3 separate regions of the Mus musculus genome follow, and regions 1 and 2 are each linked to region 3. Evidence: chromatin loops called from intact Hi-C (ENCODE). Cell type or tissue: left cerebral cortex. All regions are shown on one strand.

Region 1 (2,500 bases), 560 kb before region 3:
CTTTTTCTTTCACATACTATATTTTTATTAGATATTTTCATTATTTACATTTAAAATGTTAACCCCTTTCCTGGTTTCCCCTCTGAAAACACCCTATCCCATCTCCTCTCCCCCTGCTTCTTTTTTTAAAAAATATTATCTTTTATTAGATATTTTCTTTATTTACATTTCAAATGTTATTGCCTTTCCTCCTTTCCTCTCTGAAACCCCCTATCCCATCCCCCTCTTCCTACTCACCCACCCACTCCTGCTTCCCTGTCCTGGCATTCCCCTACACTGGGGTATCAAGTCTTCACAGGACCAAGGGTCTCTCCTCCCATTGATGTCCAACAAGGCCAGAGGATGTATTTTTCTACTACAGTAGTTAGTGAGCATTTGTAAGTTACAGACACATGGCAATACTATTGGAATCCTCTGAGTGATCTGGGGATGGGCTCAGGGATGGCGGAAGCCTGCCCAGTATCTGGGATATGTGAAGCATATCCATAGCCACGAGCTATGATATGCTCATGATCCATGAGCCAGCATGCAACCCATTCAACCATGGCCCAGTGATGATGGAGACTGCTAGTAGGAGGAGCCTGAGCCAGTCATCCCCAGTCACAGCATAGGGATAGACAGAACTCGGTTGATCCCCTTCTTTCTGTTACTGTACAATTAAGAGTGCTGTCACCTAGATAATCTGCTACACTCTACTCAATACAGAAATCCACTCAATGCATGCCTGGCTTCAACACTACTGATTGCCATCTTTTAATAAGATAAGAGACAGACAAGGGTGGAGTTTAGCTCATCCTAGGAACCACTTGGAGGACTCAACCATTGCTGTGGTGGCCTGTGATATCTGGGTCCAAGAAAATTTGCAAAGTACATAAATAACACACCTGATAGATCTGGACTCGGAAATAAATGGCCTCATTCTAAATATGGAAAGCCTTATTTATTCCTGCTTGCATCTGCTGCCTTCTCCTGCCACTAAACACATTATCCAAGGTGCCGGGTGTGGAATTTAGTGGGAGGTTAAAAAAGAAATCAGAGAATATCAAGCCAGAAGGCAAATGCGGCTTTGGCCTCGCAAGGCTTGAAACATCCCGTGCTAATCAGCACCGTTATTTGCGTATTACACATGGCTAGCAAAGCTCCTTATCATCAGAGATCAGCAAATTCTCACAAATACCTGAGAGCAGTAGTGTGTTCTGCACATGACTAAGGCAGCCACCAGGTGGCAGCATTTTTACCGTTTATTCCTTCACTGAGGTTTTGCTTTTCTTATAGAATTTTCACCTTGCAAGCCAGCCACGCTGTGCAGCAAGTCCAAGGACACTTACATGGATGCCTTAATTCTCTCTTAAGGCACTGTCAGGTATGAGGAGTGGTGACAGACACTCTTATTTATGACCGGGGACATTTTTAGTGAGGATTTTTTCTGGAGCAGCTTCTACAGGGCTACAGTCCATGGCTTTGCCTATATTCTCTCATGTCATATCAGGGCCTCATGTAGCCCAGGATAGCCTCCAAATTACCGTGTACCAGACAGTGACTATGACTTGATCCTTTTGTCTCCACCTCCTAAGTGTTGGGATTAGAGCATCATACCTGGTGTTATGTAGCGCAGTGAAAAATCTACTAGGGCTTCATGTATGCTCAGCAAACACGAACTGAGCTACAAACCGCTCCATAGTCTCAGATGCCTGTGTATCACCAGGGACATCCAGAGACTGGTGGACAGATCACTGAAGGGCCACTCACTGACTACGGCAGCTCAGCTATACTGCATCACAAAACAGGGTCCCTGTCATTCTCCTACAGAGGGCAGTAACTTGAAATTTCAACAGTGCCAAACACAAGCATGGCACTGACACTCTCATGCTAGACCTGTCAAGGTACCAGAGCCGCTGAATTGCACACGCCCCTCTCTTCCTATGTCTTCTGGGATCTTGGTGCACACAGACAGTTGTTCTTTACTATGGAAAGTGGAGGCGGCGTGGAGGCCTGTGAACTGGTGGCTGGCTCCAGCAGACTGCAAGGATATGCTCTCCAATTTTCCTCTTGCTTTTGTTTGTGCCTCATGGTGTGTTTTCCAGACTCCGCTGCACACTCCCATGAAGAGAGTATATATAGAAATCTCTGGAAAGGACACGGGAAACTTAAATCCCTAGTACCCTGGAGTCAAGTCAGCAAGACACAGAGAAGTCATAGAATTGTAGTCCTCAGCAGGATCTCAGCTTCCACTTGAGCTATGGTGGGGTGCTGCAGGCTGCAGCTGGTGACTGCTCTCCTACCCCATTCATCTCCATCTTATTTTCTCCAAATGTACATAGCCATTCAAAATGGCAGGCTCTGCCCTTTGCATAGCATGAAGGAAAAACTCAGCTTGGCTGAGGAATGACAGGCTCTGACATGTTGAGTTCATTGCTTGAACAGAGACCAAATTTTAGGGCTGCCCTGTGCTCTTAAGTCCAAGGGGCCCTTAAATCTCTACTACCCTCTTCAGAGCCCC
Region 2 (2,500 bases), 490 kb before region 3:
TATGTCCATATATAAACACTCAAAGCAGATTCACTCATAACAGCCTCCAATGGGAAACAACTTAGATGTCAATCAGAGGTTGTATGGATGAAAATTGGGTAAATATACATAGTGGGTCACAGGTACCTGCTCCAACATGGGAATCTCAAAGAAGGAATCTCCTCCAGGAAGAGAGTGAAACACACATGATACAACTCCATGTGCACACATTCTAGAGAGGCAGAGGGAACCATGCCTATGGCTCATGCCTGCAGTCTAGCACCTAGGAGGCCAAGGCAGGAGGAATACTGTGAATGTGAGGCCAACCCAAACTAAAAAGCCATTTCCGGGACAGTCTGGGATACAGACAGAAACTCTGTTCCAATAAGTGACATCAAAGAAAAGGGGAGGCAAGATGACATGGTGGTTGCCAGGAAAGGCCAGAGGGGTAGAAAGGGTATGTGGCACTTTGGGATGCAAATGTTCACACCTTGGCCACGGGTGATGCATCTATTGGGTTAACATCTGAAGGTGCAATCAGAGAGGTAAATTCTGCTGCAAGCAAATGGTGCTAGTCACCCAGTCACCCCATCACTGGACACACAGAGTTTATGTGGTGGACTCTTTATCCACCAGTCCCCCAACCCATCTTCTATATAGATTGTTTACCCACAGCCTGGTCAAGGCTGTCCTTTATGTTTACTCTAAGCCAATGCTGAAAAATGGTTGCTATTGGAGAGACAGAGACAGAGACAGAGACAGAGACAGAGACAGAGACAGAGACAGAGACAGAGACAGAGACAGACAGAGCAAGAGAGAGAGGAGACAGAGACAGAGACAGACAGAGCGAGCGAGAGAGAGAGAGAGAGAGAGAGAGAGTCTCCTGCTAGGAATAGTCCAAAATACTGAAAGGAAAAGGAAAGTGTCTAAATCAATATGAAATGCAACAGCTAGCAAGAGGTATGTGACCTTCCACTGTGTGTCCAGCACTTGCTTGGCACTCAGTTATATTGTGACCATATGGCCATATGGGGACATCACCTGATGCAGAGTAGCATTGATCTATAGTCAGATCTGTTGATAGCTGGCTTTGGGGACACACATACAGCTCTCTTTCGGGAGACTGACATACATGTGCCTCTTACTTTGCACAACTTAAAACCTGTCATGTGATTCCTCACACTAGAAAGAGATCAACAGCCCAGAGAGAGAAAACACAGTATCAGACACACTGATTTTTTTTTTTAAGGGAAAGGGTGTTTATCCAGGTTACATCAATAACAGCTGGAAGTTAAGGTATTGGGAGCTCGAAGCAATGGGGGAACATCATATCCATCCATTGTCATATGAAAGCCTTCAATACCAGCACTCAAGGACACACTGACTTACAACAGGTTCCCAGTGCTAAGAATCTGAAATGCAGGCTGAAGTTAAGACTATATCCCACTAGGTGGAGCCTGAGGGAAAGATGAGAGTAGGCAGACCTGGGAAGTTTTAGGAAAGGCTGCCTTGTAGAATGCATGTGCCCCTACAGAGCCTGTACTGGTTTCTACAGATGAAGGTACACACTTCAGATGACCTCATTAACATAAAGCTCTGGATGGAGTAACTGTGTCCAGAGTGGCAGACTCTTTTTGTGCTCACACAGTTGTGGTGGCTGGCTAGTGGTGGCTACAAAGACAAAACATCCTCAAGGAAGAAAGGAGGGAGAAGCAGTTGGCCATAGTCCAGGGCTCACAGAGTGTGGTGAGCTGTCCATGGTTCTGGAAATCTCGGTAGGACTCACCAATGCATGCCGTTTTAAGAATATCTTTCCAGTTTGCTTTCATGTTAGTAGCACTTCTCTAAGGGTAGGAATAATCTAGTGATGCAGGTCCTGGAAGCTTTGATGGTTGCTCGCTTTGCAAAGCTAGAAGTGTGTACTAGGTGGGTCCCAGAGACAAGAAATCTTCAGGGAAACATGCCAAGCTGCAAAGGAGCAGACCTGGATGCTGAGACTTCTCCATATGCCTTAATAAACTTGCTAGCCCTGTCTTTTCTATGCACTGGGCTCAACTCACAATTGGGGACAGATCACCAAGGATTATTTAGGAGGCTGTGGGACACAAGCACTTAACATCTGTCTTCATTTTCTAAGAGAACACCAGCCACCCATTCATAGGCACAATGCGTTTGACCTTTACACTACCAAACCCTCCCATGGTCCATGTCTGCAGGACCCCACACTGCATGAAGACTCCTAACTGAATGTAAGTCTCTCATCTCTACTGTCCTTCATCTACTCCATGCACAAGTGCTAAGTCTTGTTAAGAACTTATACCGCCTTTCCTATGCTCAACATATTTGGAGTGTTCTTATCATGCAGAGAAACCACCCCAGGCTGGAGTTCAAGTGACTCATTCTCCAAGCATATCCTACAATTCTCCTAGCTCTGCAGCTCTCCCTGTGCCTGGCTGCATTCACATCTTCCAGCCAGCATGGACTCCCTGCAGAGGCCAAGCTAGACGATGACTTTACCAGG
Region 3 (2,500 bases):
GGGTGTTCAGAACCATGGACAGCTCTGGGAAAGCAATGAGGAGCCTCTTCTCCCCCCCCCTTCTCTTATGCGCTCTCTCTCTCTCTCTCTCTCTCTCTCTCTCTCTCTCTCTCTCTCTCTCTCTCTCTCTCTCTCTCTCTCTCTCTCTTTCTCTCTCTCTCTCTCTCTCTCTCTCTCTCTCTCAACCAGATGTGCTAGTGAGCATAGCAAAGTGGTCCAAAATAGTCACATATCTGCTTTCTGGTTTGGAGAGAGGAGGGGGAGAGGAGGGAGAGGGACATGGGACAGAGACAGGGAGAGGTAGAGGTGTAATATGAGATCCTTCAATCGTGATATATCTAGCAGTTTTTTAAATACAAAGAGAGTTTATCAGTTACCTTTAATTGCATGCAAACTGCAGCCTCTTGAAGTTCTTGGAAGAAGGATGATTTGATTTGTGTCTCTGTTTTTTGGTAAATGTTTTGCCAAATTTTAAAAAGGAAGTTTTTTTTTTTTTAAATTGAGGCTACATCTAGCTCTATGTCATTAGTTCGACTCTATATCAGAAACTTAATTAATGCTTCTTTGAGTACATAGGAGGTAAATGCCATGATGCTATAGATGCATGTAGGAAGTGAAAAGGTTGATGAGAATGTATACAAATTTGTTCACCACCTCACATGGCTATTTTTGTTGATTTTGTGGTAAGAGCAGCTGAAATCTACTCTTTTGTCATGACCGCTTCACATGACAGTTGTATTACGGATAAAGCACCTGATGAGCACTGCCCCCCATGCTTCTTTATTCCTCACAACTGCTGCTTTGTAGAAAATGGATGTATGTATCATAGCCTAATAATGGAAAAAAATATACACACCACAGAATACTAAGCACACCTGACCAATGCCCATGTGCATGGTTGCATGCACATACACGTTTCTGGTTCTTGCAGGACACAAACACAGTGTTTGAACTTGATGTATCTGAGTTGGAGGAAGGCACCCTTCAGAACTCTCATGGTGGATGTCTGTCGCACTGATGCTGACCTCAAACTTGCCTTGAAAAGCAGTTCTAGCTATGCACCAGAATGAAAAGAGGGAGCTGCCAGCTCTCAGCTAGGATCTTTTAAAACAAACAAACAAACCAAGCCAGATGGGTGGAGACCCGCTGATGCTCCCAGCATTGTCTGTCCATTCTGCTAGCGACATCTAGAGCCTGCTTAGCAAAGCAAACTCATCCCAGACCCATAATCCAAAGCTTTTAAGCCAGATTTCAGTGTGTGTGTGTGTGTGTGTGTGTGTGTGTGTGTGTGTGTGTGTGTGTTTCTTGCCTGCATTGCAACCCAGTTATATCCACAGGATGCTAAGTAAATACAATCATCCAGAATTATTTATTGTTCAATACCACCCTCAAAGAATTCTAGTTCTTTAAACCAGTGTAATAATCTGTCTCTTTTCCCTAACTGATCCACTAGAGTGACATTAGTCTGTGGTATCTTTTTCTAGAAAGGGGAATCTGGAAATGACCAGGAAAAAAAAAAGATGCATGATGCATGGCTGTGGGTGGGCCTCCCACCAACTCCTGTTACCTCTGTGGCAGTCCCTATACCATCATAAAACAACCCACAAACCCAGCAATTAACAGTAGCATGGCCTCCCTGGTCTTGTAAGATGTGGCAATTGAGACCCCCCAGTCCTATGGAAGGATACATCATTGCTCTGTGCAGATCTTTTGCACCAAAAATTACTAAACACTGAAGTGTTGCTACTTGAGACCCTAGATGTTTCACGGGCACACTTCCTGTTTCCTCCAGGGTTATGGGTTGCCCTGCTTTGCAAGAGTGAAGGAGACTAAAAGGCTTGGGCAAAGACCCAGGAGCTGCAGAATCACACTGAAAAAGGACCCCAGTAACCCCACAGATACTGCACTGCTGTCTTTAAGGGCCTGCCTGAGGACTCACCTGGGAGTTGTCTTCTGTCCCTGGGAACAAGTCTCAGGAAAATCACTCCCTGAAAGTCCTAGTGGTACCAACTGCTGGGAGGGCTCAGTACAAGACCTTTGACCCATTTCTGTGGCCACTCTTACCCTGAAAGAATCCTTGATTGCTAGGTGAATATGCAAATTCAGTCTTTGAAGCTCAGACTTCCAGCCTCAATAGTAAGAGACCCCTCTGAGAACTTCTTTAGGAAGGAGCATGGTCCAAGTTGAGTTGCTGGATCACAGGCATGCAGCCCCAATTAGTATGCGTAGTGAGAGCTTTATTGGGTCTGGGTCAGAGGCCAGGGCTCTAAAGCCAGGACTTCTTTTTTATAAGAGCACCATAGGTCTAATCCTTGGGTGTAGAGAGAAGGTGTCTGGGGACAGTGAAAGGGGGGCAGAGTGGAGAGGAGAGGAGGGTCATCTCGGTTGGATAGTTGCTGTGACAAGTGGTAGGAAGAGAAAAGCAGCCTGAACTAGCTGTTCCCCGAGCCATAAAGCAGAAAATTAAACTAAAAACACAACTCCACGCATACACACATCT

Evidence for each region. Peaks named below come from ENCODE experiments on the same cell type or tissue, not always from the same donor. Only the 100,000 strongest peaks of a DNase experiment are listed, where the experiment ranks them.
Region 1: it touches region 3 in a loop (3-fold over the local background); 5 of 42 quality-filtered maps call a loop at or near these places.
Region 2: a loop joins it to region 3, with 3 times the contacts of the local background. A loop is called at or near these places in 2 of 42 quality-filtered maps.

The regions. Positions count from the first base shown.
Region 1 is chr5:27,614,739-27,617,238 of GRCm38, reverse strand. All of the region lies in intron 8 of Dpp6 (dipeptidylpeptidase 6), which reads right to left. Among named protein-coding and RNA genes, the nearest start is that of Gm16058, 62 kb to the right of the region's middle. In left cerebral cortex, a CTCF peak has its summit at 1,214 (motif pointing right); DNase peaks (open chromatin) are centred at 1,230 and 1,914.
Region 2 is chr5:27,544,132-27,546,631 of GRCm38, reverse strand. All of the region lies in intron 6 of Dpp6 (dipeptidylpeptidase 6), which reads right to left. Among named protein-coding and RNA genes, the nearest start is that of Gm16058, 8.6 kb to the left of the region's middle. In left cerebral cortex, a CTCF peak has its summit at 1,422 (motif pointing right); a DNase peak (open chromatin) is centred at 1,444.
Region 3 is chr5:27,050,127-27,052,626 of GRCm38, reverse strand. All of the region lies in intron 1 of Dpp6 (dipeptidylpeptidase 6), which reads right to left. Among named protein-coding and RNA genes, the nearest start is that of Dpp6, 2.2 kb to the right of the region's middle. In left cerebral cortex, a CTCF peak has its summit at 1,188; a DNase peak (open chromatin) is centred at 1,188; H3K4me3 peaks cover 362 bases; H3K27ac peaks cover 82 bases.